Linked DNA regions of Homo sapiens: region 2 is linked to region 1. The links are chromatin loops, found by intact Hi-C in ENCODE. Cell type or tissue: IMR-90. All regions are shown on one strand. Links, peaks and the distances in the headings refer to the core of each region. The heading gives the core; the rest is flanking DNA. Region 1 overlaps LOC105374439 (a long non-coding RNA gene). Region 2 has its middle 260 kb from the start of GABRA2.

Evidence for each region. Hi-C counts contacts between places; a loop is a spot of excess contacts. Peaks named below come from ENCODE experiments on the same cell type or tissue, not always from the same donor. Only the 100,000 strongest peaks of a DNase experiment are listed, where the experiment ranks them.
Region 2: a loop joins it to region 1, with 25 times the contacts of the local background. A loop is called at or near these places in 6 of 110 quality-filtered maps.

What each region holds. Positions count from the first base shown.
Region 1 is chr4:44,756,158-44,764,478 of GRCh38, forward strand. All of the region lies in intron 1 of LOC105374439 (a long non-coding RNA gene), which reads left to right. The region is part of intron 1 of LOC112268465 (a long non-coding RNA gene); the gene reads right to left. Among named protein-coding and RNA genes, the nearest start is that of GNPDA2, 34 kb to the left of the region's middle. In IMR-90, for the core only: a CTCF peak has its summit at 4,171 (motif pointing right); no DNase peak of the experiment used is centred there.
Region 2 is chr4:46,643,328-46,651,675 of GRCh38, forward strand. No RefSeq gene overlaps it. Among named protein-coding and RNA genes, the nearest start is that of GABRA2, 260 kb to the left of the region's middle. In IMR-90, for the core only: a CTCF peak has its summit at 5,014 (motif pointing left); a DNase peak (open chromatin) is centred at 4,994.

The DNA of each region.
Region 1 (8,321 bases), core at 322-8,321:
ATGATGCTTATTGTGGTTTACCAACATGTGTATTTCATATTTCCATGAAACTGATGTCTATTTGTCTTCAATTTCTCATCAATTCAGTTCATTTCCCACAAAGCTTTCATAGTAATATTTCTAAAACATTTCAGCAGGCAACTCTCTTGGAAATATATAATTTATTCTTATTTCCTATGGTGTCAAACACAAATTCTAAACTTACATTTCAAAGTCTTCAATAATTTAGCACCATCTTTCCTTTTCTTCCTTTATTTTTGTTCTAGTCCGGCCCAGATTTCCACCTCCTTACTTCTCCTGACCTGGAAATGTCCCACTATTTTTATTAACTTTGTTCATTCCAGTTTCTTCACACTTTTGAAACAGTCCTTGAGCTGCCAATCAAAATTAAAATTGAGATGCTTTTGTCCTGGGAATTTTTCTCTAATTCACTTCAGCATGTATTGAACTATTCTTTCGATGAATGTCTTTCACATTTGTATTTAACATCAAATGTATTAGTTTCCTCTCCCTAACTAGATTGGAAACTTCTGTAAAGTTAGAATTGTGTTTTACATATTTTTGTGACACACCATCCCACCCGTGATTCATAGGGTGCTTAATGGATATTTTGAAACACTTGTGAATGGAACAAGATGGAGCTGCTACTATTAGCTAATTTGCAACATGTCTGAGACTTGCCCCCATCTTTCCAAAACTGGAATAATTTCCACAGGACTGTTTTAAAAAAAATCAAACATTTTTTATAATTTAAATTATCCAACATACTATTTACTGCAAACTGCTTTTCTGAGGAAGAATGCATTGATTTATTTTCACAGTTTTCATCTCTTTTATATTCATTAAAACTAAAGGTGATTGGTATTATGGAAAGAAAATCTCTTTCAGTTTAATCGTGGATTCTGAGCATAAAGTTGTTCAAATGCTGGAAAACTGATCTGGCACAATTTCTTATCTGTAGCAAAATACCATGATCTCTTTATTGTGGTTTTTACTTAATATTTTAGTATGGATTAAAGTCTAAGGAAATATGATAGGGGGTGTTGAAGTTATAATAAGTGATGCCATGATATAAAGAAAGGCAAAGGATTAGAATCCAGAGAACTAAACATCAGACATGATGTATATTATAAAATATCTTATGGAAAGGAGTCAGTGCTAGGGATTCTAGATTTATCAAATGATTTATTGCTTTATACGTTTTAAAATTTATGACCATAACATTACCAACTTTTCAATTATTTAAAACTTCAGCATTTTAGAATTCAAGGCATCTGCAAGTTAGTTAAGGGAAGGCTCAGCTGATATAACAAATAAAACAAGTTTAGTGGCTTAGAGAAAATAAACATTTTTTGCATCTTACAGTCTGAGGTGAGCATTATAGGTTGGCATACAGCTATGCTCCAGCCAATCCTTTAGAGAACTGGCTTATTTCTAGTTTGTTTCTGGGTGAAACCCTAAGCCATTGTCCTCAACAGCTTCCCTGTTCAGGTACTTTCTTTCAGCTTGTGAAGTGAGCCTGGATACAGGGTCTCCGTGCAAGGTTTTACAGGCTAGGCCAGAAGTAATTACGTGTCACTTCTGCTGACATTTCATTAGTAAGAACTCAATCACTAAGCTGCACCTGTCTACAAGGGGCACTGGGAAATAAAGTCCTCGTTAGGCAGTCATGTCAGCTATAGCTGCCTTACTGTGTCAGAAAAAAAGACAGATTTGGGGCAACTAGCGGTGTCTTCCACAGTCAACCAGACCAAAACTGCAGATTACTGATGATAAAACTGAGACTAGAGAGACTATTACTTGCCACCTATATAGCCTCAGATATGTAAATCCTACCACATACCACCTTTGTGGTCTTGAACATATAACTCTGTCACTTTCCACCTGTTCCACAGTAGAGAAAATAACCTTTACCTTTATTTCAACTTGAATAACTAACTTCTTAGCGTCTATGTGACCTTGGGCACAAAACCTCTACCAGTTAATACCTTTGTGACCTTGGACATGTAATTGCTACCACTTGCCATCTGTCTGACCTTGAACACTTAACTTTCACCACTTATTACTTATGTCACCTTGAACACCTACCTTATACCACTTACCACCTATTTTTCTTATCTCTACTTCATAAGGTTGTATTAGTCAACATAATTGATATAAAGACTAGGACAATGATGAACACATCTTTCTCAATAAATGTAAGCTGCTGTTGCTATTACTATTATTACTCCTCATGTTACTGTTACTTTTGCTACCTAGTTAACAGAAAACTACATAAACATTATAATTAATCTTTTATTAATCACATAGAAGAATGTTTTAGGGCCTCCAGGTTACTAATATGAATCTTAGTTATTGCTAAGCTTTTAGACATGCTCTTGAATAAAAGGTTGTAATCAATATAATGTCACCCAAATCAACATTTAATATATACACTTCAATATTATGTAGTAGCTATAGCTTCAGACTAAAAGGAATAGTAACATATTTATGTATTCTGGTGATGTTTGTCAGTTATGTAATCCTGTGACTTGTTTATTGAATGTTGCTCCTGTGGGGGAAATAAAAACATCAAAAGTGGGATAATTTATTGTGAATATATTCTCAGAGTTAAATCAACTGTTAGTGTATTTTATCCACTGTTTTGTTATGTTAACATCCCAGAGAACCTAAATGATCTTAATGATTATTTACTCAATAAATAAACTATTTAGTTGGAAACAGAAGTCTAGAAACTAAAAACTCCAAGTAGTAGATTTCCACAGTTTTCTAAAATGAAATTACATCAATTTGTAAATAGGTCTTTACATGCAAATTTCCTGTCCCTTTCTTCATGCAGCAAAATAACTTGGACAGATGGAGTTCTCATGAACTAAACAGAGTAAACAGCTTACTGTCAAAGTCAGGATTAGTTTTTCTATATCTTACAGACATCACACAAAAAATTTTAAACAGCTTCCATTTATGCTCTAGCTTGCTTTCTGTTTTCTCTAAATCAGTCACAAGTTCACACTTATGTTATTAATATTTTCCTTTAGAAGCATGTTGATACTTGTTACCTTAAATGAGAGCTCATCTTATTGGCTCCATAGACAATATGATTTTCAAATAGAGCATCTAGCTGTAAATGTCCACGTTTTGATGTATATTTTAAATCCTAGCAATAATTCAAAGTAATTTCCACCAGATCCAGAAGATGATTGATATTTGTAAATTATGCACGTACATGCACGCATGCACACACACATGCACAAGGATTTAGTGCTTTTGATTCATCACATATGTGATAAATAACTCTATTTATTCTGTTGAAAGTGGACCTGAAAAGAAGATGAACAGGAAATAATGAGAAAGTAAAGAAGTCTCACAAAATGACTGCTTATGAAATAGAAGCACGGGCTGTGTTGAAACCAAGCAGTTAAATTCCCTATGGCATAACTGTATGTCATATGCAAGATCACTATGTATTTTACCTTAAAATGTGAAAATATAGGTCATGAAATTATTTCAGTGAGTACTCTAGGGAGAATTAATTTTTATAGCTCTATAAGTGCAAAAATTTAGAGCTGTTTTATGAAATCGATAAGGGTGTGAAGAACTTTTTTTTCCATTTAGTTATGGCATTTTATGAAGGAAATTATATGCTATAATAATGTTTAAGAATTTGGAGAATCTTCACAGCTTCAGCATATGCCTCCTGGAATGGCAATATTTATTTAGCAAAGAGATAATCATTGCCTACTGGTCTCTCACTCACTTAATACATATGAGTCAATCTGCAAGCTTGGATATACGGATTGTGTTCTGGATTTTACCGGAGTAGCACCAACATAAAAATGTAGCTTAAGGTCAGTTATTTCTGAATATGTTAGTTTATATTCATGGTTATAGCTTTTTAAATCAATTTCCAAATTAATTTTTGAATATAGTAAAAAAAAATGGCACTACAAGTAAAAGTAAACAATAGTATTCAATTACACAATAAGAAATAACTTGCCATCTCTCTTTTAGAGATATTCCATAGGAATACATGAGAGTCATTTTCTTTTTTTTAATGTTTGTTAGGGTATGTTTACTGGACACTAATATCCTACAATCAGTCAAAACTGTCCTGACCAGCATCTCATTTTATTTCAATTCTTTACAGTGTGCGGATACTAACAAGTTTTGCCACTGGGGGTCACTATTTACCTATTTTTTTTAAAAAAACCAATGACTTAAAAGCGAAGTGATGTAACTGGATAATTTGTGGTTCGTGGTGTACAGTTTAAAGAAATATTGCTGCAGGAAAAGTCTAAATTTAGATAGATGTTCCTAGAGACTAAAATACCATCCTTGGTAAATTAAGTGATTCCGTAGAGCTACTGATTTTTCTCGAGATTTTATTCAGAGATAACTAAATAGTGATTATGTCCAAAATAACCATGTATGTATTTTAGGATGCTTTGCCAATTTGAGGAAGTTTATAGGCTGGATGCTTTCCAGGGCCCCAGGGAATCATGGAGGAGACAGTATGCAGTGAAATAGATGGAACAGGGTCGTTGACTCAGGAAGGAGAGCTAGGTTCCGATCTGACTCTATCATTCACTGTCCGGGGACATGATCTAGTCCCTTACTCTCCAGTTTTCCCCTTTGTAAAATGAAGGTGGCAGGTTTCATGATTTCAGTAGTCCCTTGTCATCCTATCTTTCTAAGAGTACCTTTCATTAACTGTTAGATTGTAAAGTTTTTGGATGAAAGGGAATGAAAATGTTTTTACTCTTTTATAGCCATAATAGACAAATAGTAAGACAGCAACAACGGAAGTATTTTTTTGGTTACGTAAAATATTTTATGACAGCATAATCAAATGACTATTACTACAAGGTGTTCTTTTGTAGTGAGTGACGTAAGACACAAGGGGGAATCAATACCCTGGAAAGTTCTTACAACATTTTAGAACAAGTTAATGTGTTTTTGATCACTTCTGCTTAATAAGTTATTATTGGACTGGTGCCTTTCCCTGACTTATCTGGTTCTGATTGATCCGTAGGAATAATGATTCCAGGCCTAGGAGCTGCTGGATTCTCTTCCTTTAACTTTTGGCCACGAAAGATTCACTCCCAGATGAATGCTTACCCTCCATTTTCTAGCCTGGTGCTATTTCATTCTCTAGCACTAGTTCTAAGCCAGGTGTCCCTGATCTTGTGCCTCAGATCTGCCAGTGATAAACAATATTTGTCTGTGGTGCCAGGGAGTAAAACTCAAGCAAAAAGCCACAGTTTTCATAGCTTAAGTGGTTAGAGTTAGAGTTCAGGACTGCCAGCCAGCTGGAAATTGAATAGGAAAATACTTGAAAAAGAGGAACGACCCAAAATCTGCATATAAACTTCTCTCACATCGTTGGATAAACCAGAACTGTGCATGCACAGTGGAGATTCCAAGGAATATAGAAAGAAAACCTGCCTGTAGGCTGAAAATGCTAAGCAAAGATTTGAATTTCTGCCCAGCACAAGGATCATGGGAATTGACACTTAAATATTTCCAAATGAGATTTGCTTTTAATTGAAACCCCAGAAGGGCTATGACTTAGGAATAATGATTATTTCCTCAGGACTAGGCTAAACTGAAACAAATCCTCCCCAAGAAATTATAAAATCAAGCCCACACAAGTTGAAGATACATAGTAATTTAGTTATTTACTAACCACAAATCAGCACTCTTTAGAGGAAGATTCTAGAATCCGGAGTCTAGTTTTTACAATCCATAATGCATAGCATAAAACTAAAAGTTACTACACATGGGGGAAAAAAAAAACAGGAAAATGTGGCTGATTTTTAAAAGTAAAAGTACATAATTGAAACATTCTTGGAGATGATAGAATTGGAAGACAAAGATTTAAAATTCAGCTACTATAGGCATGTTCAAGGATGTAAAGGAAATGATGCTGAAGAGATGAAGAATCTGAGCAGAGAAATGGATGTTATAAGAAAGAAAAAAATAAGAATTCTATTTAAAAGTATATTACTTGAAATGTAATATTACTTGAAAATTTACTGGTGAGGTTTAATAGCAGAGAGAAGATGGCAGAAGAAAAGATTGGTCAGTGAATTTGAGGACAAATTAATAGAAATCATATAATCTGAAGAATAGAGAGAAAAATAATTTAAAAAATGAATGGAACCTCAGTGCATTGTAGGATAATATCATACTAATGTGTGTGTAACTGGAATATACAAAGAATAAGCACAAGATATGAATAAGAACATTATTCAAAGAAATGATATCTAGACTGGGCATGGTGGCTCATGCCTGTAATCCCAAAGCTTTGGGAGGCCAAGGTGGTAGGACTGCTTGAGACCAGGAGTTCTAGACTGGCCCAGGCAACATAATGATACCTAATCTCTTAAAGAAAAAAAAAAAAGAAAGAAAGAAAATTAGCCAAGTGTCGTGGCATGAACCTGTAGTTCTAGCTACCCAGGAGTCTGAGGTGGGAGAATCCCTTGTGCCTGGCAAGAAGTTTGAAGCTGCAATGATCACACCATTGCTCTCCAGCCTGGGCAACAGAGTGAGACCCTGTCTTGAAAAAAGGTTAAAAGAAATTTTTTAAAAACAGAAATGATGGCTAAATTTCTCCAGATTTGGTGAATAAACACCAACCTAGAGAAACATATACCTTAAGCATCAAAAAAATAATATATACACATAACACTAGGAACATCATAGTCAAATGACTGAAAACCAAAAGTAAAGAAAGAAACCTTGGAAGCAGTTGGGAGTAGGGGTTAGATAAAGTTTGTAAGTGTGAAAAATAATACAAAATGCACCATCTTCTCATGAGAAACAAAGGTGGGTAGACAATGACATTATAACTTTGGTACTCAGAGGGAAAAAAAGGGTCAATCTAATATTTTATATGTAGCATTCTATATAAAAAATAAAAGCCAGATAGACATTCACAGATATGTAACAGCTGAAATAATTCAAGATGATCTGGAGTACAAGGAAGGTAGAATAAATTATTCAGGATGAAAGGAAATAACATTAAATATAAACTTGGATTTACAGGCAACAATAAAGAGCTCCAAAAATGGTAAAATGAGAGTAAATATAAAAGACTATTTTTCCCTGAATTTCTTAAAAGTTATTTGCTATATTATATGTTTGGATTTTGGGGCTTGTAGTATGTAGGTGTAAAGCATAAAATAAAAGACAACAATAGCAAAAAGAACATGAGGGGAGGGTAAATGGAAGGATATTCTGGCAAAGTTCTTAACATTTTATGTAATGTGGTATAAGATTAAATGTAAGTAGACTGTTATAAGAATTAATTTTGTAATCTCTGGTGTATAAAATGTTAGATCTAAACATTTAAAAATGTTGCCTCTAAACTCCACTGTATTATTACATTTTACAAAGATAAACTAGACACTCAGTAAAAAGCAGAGATTATACTACTAGATTTTAAAAGTTCTGAAAATATGCTATTTATAACAACACCTAAATATGCTATTTATAACAAACACCTAAAATATGCTATTGAGAACAAACAACTCAGTTGCTGAAACCCAGACAAATTGAAAGAAAATCAATAGAAAAATATATGTCATGCAAATAGTAACCATCAAAGAGCTGATGTGATTATACTAATATCAGATAAGATGTATTTCAAGACAAATAGGATTATCTGAGAGAAAGAGGGCCATTTTATCATTTCATAATGATAAAAGGGTCAATGAATCAAGAAGACATAACAATTCTAACTATATATGCCCCTAATAGTTGAGCTTGAAAACACATACATAAAAAAATAAACAGAGCTAATGGGAGAAACTGACATATGAACATAGCTGGAAAATTTGACACTGCTCTATGAGTAATTGATAGAACAATTAGATATAAATCAGTAAAAATATACACAATTTTAGCCTTGACCTAATTAATAATATTTAGAGGACTTTGTCTATCACTTCTCAGACTTTTGGCTAAGATCAATTGTAGAGCACTTCATCCAATATTCCATATTGGATGAAGTGCTCTACAATTGGATATATAGTCCAAGTTGTGGAATATATATTCTTTTCAAGTGTATGTGGTACATTCCCAAAAATAGACCATCTACAGGTCATAAATATGTCTCAATATATTTCAAAAGATTGATATCATACAGAGTATGTTCTATACCATAGAAAATAAATTAAAGATCAATGATTATCTATAAAAACCTCAACTGGAAATTAAACAATATACTTATAAATGACTAATGGCTCAAGAAATCATGGGAGAAATTACAAAATATTTTGAATTAAATAAAAATAAAGGTTAAAGGTACAACACATCAA
Region 2 (8,348 bases), core at 88-8,087, 1.9 Mb after region 1:
TGCCAAATCTAGGAACTTTTAGCCAGATTAGCTTCATTTCCTTACCCTTCCCTTCTACTAACTTTATAGGTACAAATATTTGTGTGTTTTTATATATACACACATTATTTATATACATTTTTTGTAGTGGATGTCTACTAACAAAACCAATCTCAGTTTTTGTTTATCTCATGCTGTCCTTATTTTGCATTCATTTGTAAAAGATTGTTTTGCTGAATATAAAATCTTGATTTATAAATTTTTTCTTTTAGAACTTTGAATATGCCATCCTACAGCCTTTTTAACTTACTGTTCCTAATGAGGGATAATTAACATTGTTGGCATTTATGATGAGTTGTTTTTCAATTGTAGCTTAAGTAATACACTCTTTGCTTTGACTTTCAGCACTTTGACTGTGATGGGCAGAGTTTGTGCCCATGTAAGTCTCAAGACTTCCATCCTCTGCTAATAGAGTAGCATGTGAATGAGTTGCAAACCATTCTCCATCTTCCTTGCCTTTCACATTTTGCCCATCTTTCCATGGTCTCTCTCACACAAGCAAGGTTTAGCAGTCAACCAGTGACCTGTGGAGAAGTTACCTTATTTACTTTATGGTTCTTTCATATTTAGGAACTCTCCATCAATTTATGGCCTTATGCTTGCACAAACCAAACTGCAACATTGAGACAGCAAAGATGCAGGTTTTCACCCTCCATCCAGAATTGAGTTTGACCTTTGTGGCAGCAGAGCCCCTTGTTTTCAAGATAAAGTTATAATTATTGAAAATTTAACTAAGTGCATGTTGCAGGGAGGCAGAGAGTAGGAGCAGCCCTAAGCAAGAAGGGCCACTCTTTCCTACCATGCTTATTTGAAGCCCTTGCAATGATTGTTTTGGACAATTTTATCCATTTTAATATTTGTTTCCTTCAGAAAGGAATCACATATCCTCTTTGGTAACATTATTGGAAGTCTTATTATTATTAAATTATTGAATGATGTTTAGTGAAACTGATGATATAAACAAAATGCGATTATCAAGTCATAGGAGAAAGAAGGAGGGGTGCAGGTGTCCAAAACTTAAATGAAAATTAGAAATTAGTATAAATTTTTTCAAGACTCATCCTTGTTCTCCAGAAACCTCATGATTAGTACTTACATATTAATAAAATGTTATGGCTGCTCTATAAGTCTAATTATATCTGAAATCAAAATTTTATTATTATAATTTATTAGTTGCAGATAAGAATTATCAAGTTTGAACATAGTGCATTTGTATAAACTGAAAGTGTAAGTGACATTTTGTGGATTCTCTAAAAGCATAACTCTTAAAAACCTGCTTAGTTTGATTCAGATCTTTAGAATTGGTATGCCTCATGATATGGTAGGAATGTCATATTTTGTCTGCTAGCCACAAGAAAAAAATATTTGATTTATAGTATTTCACAGACATAAAACAATGATAGACTCTTATCTATATCACTGCTATTCTTGAATAATTAATGATATCAAAATATCATGGTGGCCTCCTCTTTGCTCTTATGTATATTTCATGGTCCCACCTTAATTGGCAAACTACATAGTTAGGAAAAATTACCCTAAAAATGTATGATAATTAGATAAAATAAAATAGAGATTACAATAGATAGACTATATGTATTTTGCACAATATATTCTCACCCTTACTAAGTAACTCTATTAATAATTTAAAGATCTACAGTACTTTTGAGAAAATGGAACAATTTAACTGAACAGGGGAAGGAAAATTCCCTTGACATTTTCTAAGGGTTATCTCCTATTATATTATTAAAGTGTGGCAGCATTTTACTGGAGCCAGCAAAACAGATAAAATTTTGCTTGAAATCCCAATCTCTGGTCCAAGAAAGGTCTTTATTATTTAGCCTTCAGGAAAATGAAAGTGACAGATTGCAACTGTCAGTAGACACAGACTTCTTTTATGCTTCCCCTATTTTTCCTATTCCCAGTAGGATAGAGAACTGATTAAACTCTGATTCCAGAATGTGAAATCAAGAAATTTCATAACCATGTGAGTGCCTTTTGCATGCATAAATGTTGCCATGGTGATCAGAACTTGACATTATAATCTGCATTAGCTTCTCTAAAAAACGGTTAAGTAGGGAGTGTCAGAAAGCTGATATTTCTTGTTGTATCCCTTAAATCCCATCATTCACCCTCATTTTTTAGATCTTCTTAAATTTAGTTTGCATTTTCCATTTCTGTATAATGTGGTATACATCAGAGAAGCAGTATATGTCAATCTCGTTAAATTATCTATTTTAATAGCTCAGCAAATAATGATTTTATGAGTGACAGCATTCAATTCAGGGCATTCTAAACAGAAGTACCTGGCATTGAAATGCTTATGTTTAACTATAAAACCGTCAGTAAAGCAGGCAAAAGTTACAAGTCTTAAGGGATTCCCTTAAGACTTATCATGTTGCCGGGTATTTACTTCTTTTTTTAATTTTTCCTTCTCAAATTTGAATCACCTGTCAAATAATACCTATTTTGTATCCATTTCTGGAGGTGTCAGTTGGAGAGCTTTAGCATCCCAGTGCCTTCAAAACTAATTTTGATAAGTGCTTCCAGGCACACCTTCCCAGGGCCATTGGGTCAGTCAAGTGAGCAGCTAAGAGATATGCAAGAGCGGTGTACTTGATCTTTAGATAACTGGGTATTATCTAAAAGCCATCACAGGGCATTTGGCAGTGAAGCTACTTATGGAGAATCCTTACCTTCCACCCTAAATCAACACTGCAATTCCTCTACTTTATAGCTGTTTTGGTGCTTAATTCCTTCTGTATTCAGAGAAGAAAGTTTGAACATCATAATATGATTCTTTTGAAGATGCATGGGTTGAGCAGGACTTTAATTTCATTGCACAAGTGTGGGACACTTTGTTTTTTAAAAGAAAAAAAAACATTTAAAATCCATTTCTAATTGATTGGCTATGACTGTCCAGTCACCTATTTCTCTCTCCAGATCTCTGTGCTCACAGTATAATTGTGTAAGATTATTTTTCTTCACATGATTACCCTTCTTTTTATTTCCTGCTTAGATTTGTAAGTTCTGAGTTCTACTTCTTACTTTCTCCTTTAAGGTAAAAATATATCAAGAAGTATTTACAAACTTTTCCTCTATATTTTTTTTTGTGCTTTTCTATGCCTGCCAGTTTCTGAAGGATTTAACTAAGGAAATTAATTCTGAAGGAATTAACTAAGTCATATTTGTAATAATGCTCCCCTATAGAGGGCAAGCATTAGAGATGCAGTACTTTAAGTTTCAACATATTTTCAATTTAATGGCATATTACTCAGATCTATCTATTTAGTTCATAATTTGTTTTGTATGTCTATAAAAATTAATTGAAGTTTGGGTGCAAGTGATGCTTAAAGCTTAAATGATTATTTTGGTTGCTCTAGCAATATACTGGTATGTTTCAGTCTTCAACATTGGTTGCTTTAGAATGTTTATTTGACAATGACATAGACAGAAGGGAGTTATGGGAAAAGAAGGGTGATTAATATTGTGACCAATTATTACCTTGCCATCAAATTGCTTTGTAATAGCTTTGGGAGCTTGAGTCCATAAAAAGTATGTATTTTAAAAATGGTGGTTTTTTTACACTTTCTCTTCAAGCTGACTGACTAGAGCAATCAGATACCAGTTTTCCTCAGAAAGAAGAACAAAGTTACAGATGAATAAGTGAAACTCAAATAAAATATTAAGGAGAGCAATCCAGAGTTCATCAGAAAACTCATGGAAAGAAGCTAGGGTATGGAAAAAGAAGGAGGCAAGAGTCTAGCAAAGATCAAACCCCAAGAGACTTGGTGTTCCAAGGAAAGGGTAGGTAGAGGTATTTTTGGCCCCCCTCACTCCTGTGCCAGACTTCTGGTTTCTGAATTATCAGACAGTTCCTCTGCCCTTGCAAGTTCAAGGCACGACATGGGCAGTGGAACCAGAAAAACATTCCCTGGCACCTGCTCAAATTGCTGAAGCCCCACAGGCCTGGCTGGACCTAGAGTAGCTGCAGGATTCTTGGTGGTGTGGCTCTTGTGGTATGCTGCTCCTAGGGGAAAGGGAAGTGCAGCATGCCAAGGGAGCACACCTAGAGCCAATGGAAACCAGAGCATAAACTTTCCTGTGCCTGAGCACTCTTCCTTTATGGACTGATAGTAACTGCATCTTTTCCAGTGCAGATGTGGGTGCTACGCTCATCTCTATGGGGAAAGAGTGTGGTTCCACTCCAGCAGGCAAGTGACCCCAGTGCTCAGGAATGGACATGAAGATGTGCTTTCCCTCTGCTTCCCTGCTGCAAATGCTGTAGCTGCTTCCATGGGTGATTAGGCAATGGCCACCTGTGGATGGCCATTCCTGGGATATTAGGGGGTGGATGTGCCTCCACTGGTGGTGTGCCCACCAGACCTGGGATTGCACAAAAGACAGGGCCCTTCCTCCTCTCCACATGAAATGGCAGGATTCCTGTAGTGGAGGACAGGTGAGCCACAAAGCTGTCTGTCTGGGGCTGAGGAAAGAGGTTCCACACCAAAGCCATATTGAAGGAGCACTACAGGGCAGGCATCCGCCACAGCTCTCAGCTAAATTGTGACCTAAAGATAGACTGCAGTGTCTGTCTGAGATGAGAGCTTGAGCCCCAGGACAGGGTTGTGACAGGGAAGTTGATTGCTTTACTGCCTGCCCAGATCATGAAGCTGGGGTAGCTAGCTCCCCATCCCTACAGAGACCTCAGAACATTTCACCAGGAGCTATTCCCAAAACCACAATCAGGGATGGTATTTGTGCTTGCCATTGGGGTATACAAGAGTGAGCTTGGCAGTCCAGTTCCACCTTCATTTGTCCCTCACGTTAAGCTGAGCAGAGAGCTCAGAGCACAGGCATTCCACAGGTTAGCTCATTGCCTGAGGCAACAAACAGCTTCTTCTGGTAAACAGAGATCAAGCATATACCCATGTGCCTCTGCTGTAGCCAGCTCTTACCTGTTAGCACCACCTACTGGCCTGGAAGCTGAGCTGCACAACGCAAGAAGTGCATAGAACTGAGGAATGACACAAGCTTACTGAGACCTCTGCAATTTCAGGCCTGCAGAAGGCAGTGAGTCCACTCATACATCAGTATATTGCTACTAAAACCAGCATTTGAAAAAGCCACTGCACAAGGGCTATCTATACCCAAAGAATACATACAGAGCCTTTACCACTGAAAGCACTCACACTAAAGCCAAGCAACCATACAAAACATACAGTATAATTGTATCCTCAAAGGGGAAAGTAAACCCATCCAAAAACAAGTAAATTTAAAAAATCATGAGATAGCTTTTCCCAAATGAGAAGGAACCAGAAAAATAACCCTGGTATATGAAAAAATAGTGTTATAACACCCCCAATGGATCACACAAGCTCTCCAGCAGTAGATGCTAACCAAAATGAATTCTTTGAAATATTTGATAAACAATTCAAAACGTTAATTTTAAATAAGCTAAGTGAAGCCCAAGAGAAAGTAGACAGCCAACACAAAGAGATCAGAAAAAGTTTGCCATATGAATAAATAATTCCATAGGTATTAAAAAAATAGAACTTCTGGAAATTAAAAATTCTTCGAAGGGATTACAAAATACAGTGGAAAGCTTTATCAATGAACTAGACCAAGAAGAAAGAACTTCAGAGCTTGAAGACAAATCATTCAAATTAACTAAGACAGACAAAAATAAAGGAAAAATACTTTAAAATTTAATAAAGTTTTCAAAGAGATGATGTACAATGCCAAAATCTACAAGTCATAGGAATTCCTGAGTGAGAAGGTGAAATAGTAGTAAAAAGTTTGAAAAACTTATTTGAGGAAATAATTCAGGAAAACTTCCTTAGCCTTGATGCAGATCTATCCATCCAGTTATAAGATGCTCAGGGAACTCTGGAAAGATACATTGCAAGATGGACTTTACCAAGGTATGCATTCATCAGACTTCATAAAGTCAACATGAAAGAAAAAAATTCTACGAACAGCAAGGGAAAATGGTTTAATCTCCTATAAAAGAATCTCCATTAGCTCAACAATGAACTTCTCAGCAGAAACCTTCCAAGTCAAAAAAAGTTTGGCGTTCTATTGCTAGTTTTCTTCAAGAAAAATACTGTCAGCCAAGAATTTTACATCCACCCAAACTAAGTGTAATAAATGCCAGAGAAATAAAGTTGTTTTCAGAGGAGTAAATGCTTAGGGAATTCGTCATCACTAGACTGATCCTACAAGAAATGCCCAAGAGAGTTCTAAATATGGAAACAAAAAGTTATTCACACCATCATAAAAAATATGAGATAACATAACTCACAGGGTTTATGAAACTATTTTTATAACACAATTTAGACTACAAAGCAACTAGGTGACAACTATCATTATTACAAGAACAAAAGCTCACATATCAATGTTAACCTTGAAAGTAAATGCTGTAAATGCATCCTTACATACATTATTGGAGGAATGGATTTTATTTAAAAAAAAAGAATTCAACACAGTGTTGCTTACAAGAAACTCACCTAACTGGTGAAGGCACTTAGATACTCAAGGTAAGGGGGTAAAAAATGATATTTCATGCAAATGCAAACCAAAAGTAAGCAAGAATAAATCATCAACAGTGAAAAAAGTTAAAGAAGTACATCATATAATGATAAAGGGATCAATTAAGCAAGAAGATATAACAATCTGACATATATGCACCCCAAATTAGAGCACTCAGATTCATAAAACAAATACTACCACACCTAAGAGGAGATAGACAACAATCATAAAACAGGTCTAAAGAAATTTTTAAATATCTAAATCATATCAAGAATCTTATTGGATGACAGTGAAATAAAACTAGAAATCAAGAACAAGCAGAACTACTGACACTATGAAAACACATAAAAATTAAACAACTTGCCCATGAATTGATCTTTGGCTCAATGATGAAATTAAGATGGAAATTAAAAATTATTTGAAACAAATGAAAATGGAGACATAACAGATCAAACCTATGAGATACAGCAAAACAGTACTAAGAGGAAAGTTTATAGCATTGATTGCCTACATTGAAAAGAAAGAAAGATTGCAACCTAATGTTGCATCTCAAGGAACTAGGAAAACAAGGGCAAACCAAGCCCAAGGCTAGCAGAACAAAATAAATAACAAAGATCACACAATAAGACTAAATGGAATTGAGACTAGAAAAATTACAAAGGATCATTAAAATGAAAAGTTGTTTTTTTGAAATGATAAACAAAATTGATAGAACATTAGCTAAATTTACCAAGAACAAAATGAGAGAAGATTCAAATAAGCCAAGCAGAAATGATAAAGGAGATACTATAACTGATTCCACAGAAATACAAAAGATCATCAGAGACTACTATAAACATCCCTATGCCCACAAACTAAAAACCTTAGAGCAAATAAATACTTTCCTGGAAACACACAACCTTCCAAAACCAAACCAGAAAGAAACAGAAATCTTGATCAGACACATAATGAGTAGTGAGATTGAGTCAGTAATAAAAAGTCTCCTCCCAAAAAAGTCCAAGACCAGGTGGATTCACAGCCAATTTCTAATAGATGTACAAAGAAGAACTGGTAACAATCTTACTGAAACTGTTTCAAAAAATTGAGTGGGAGGAAATTCTCCCTAATACATTCTACAAGGCCAGTATCATCCTGGTACCAAAACCAGACAAGGACACATCAACAAAAGAAAACTGCAGGTCAATATCCCTGATGAACACACATGCAAACCTCCTCAGCAAAATGCTAGTGAACCAAATCCAATAGCACATAAAAAAGTTAATAACGAGCAAGTGAGTTTTATTTAAGGGATGAATGAATGCTTCAACATACACAAATCAAACAATGTCTTTCACTACACCAACAGAGTTGAAAGCAAAAAATATATGATCATCTCAATAGATACAGAAAACACATTTGATAAAATTCTGCAATTCTTCATGATAAAACCCCTCAACAAACTAGGCATAAAAGGAACAGATCTCAAAACTATAAGAGCCACAGAAGACAAACCCATACCTAACATCATGCTGAACAGGGAAGTGTGAAAGCAATTCCCCTAAGAACTGGAACATGAAAAGGATGCCCACATTCACTACTCCTCATCAACAGTGTAGTTGAAGTCCTTGCTACAGCAATCAGGCAGCAGAAAGAGATAATGGCCATCCAAGTTGAAAAAGAAAGTCAAATCATCTCTGTTTGTTGATGATATGATCTTATATTAGAAAACCCTAAAGACTCCTCCAGAAGAACCCTGTATTTGATGAATAAATTCATTAAAGATACAGGATACAAAAATCAAT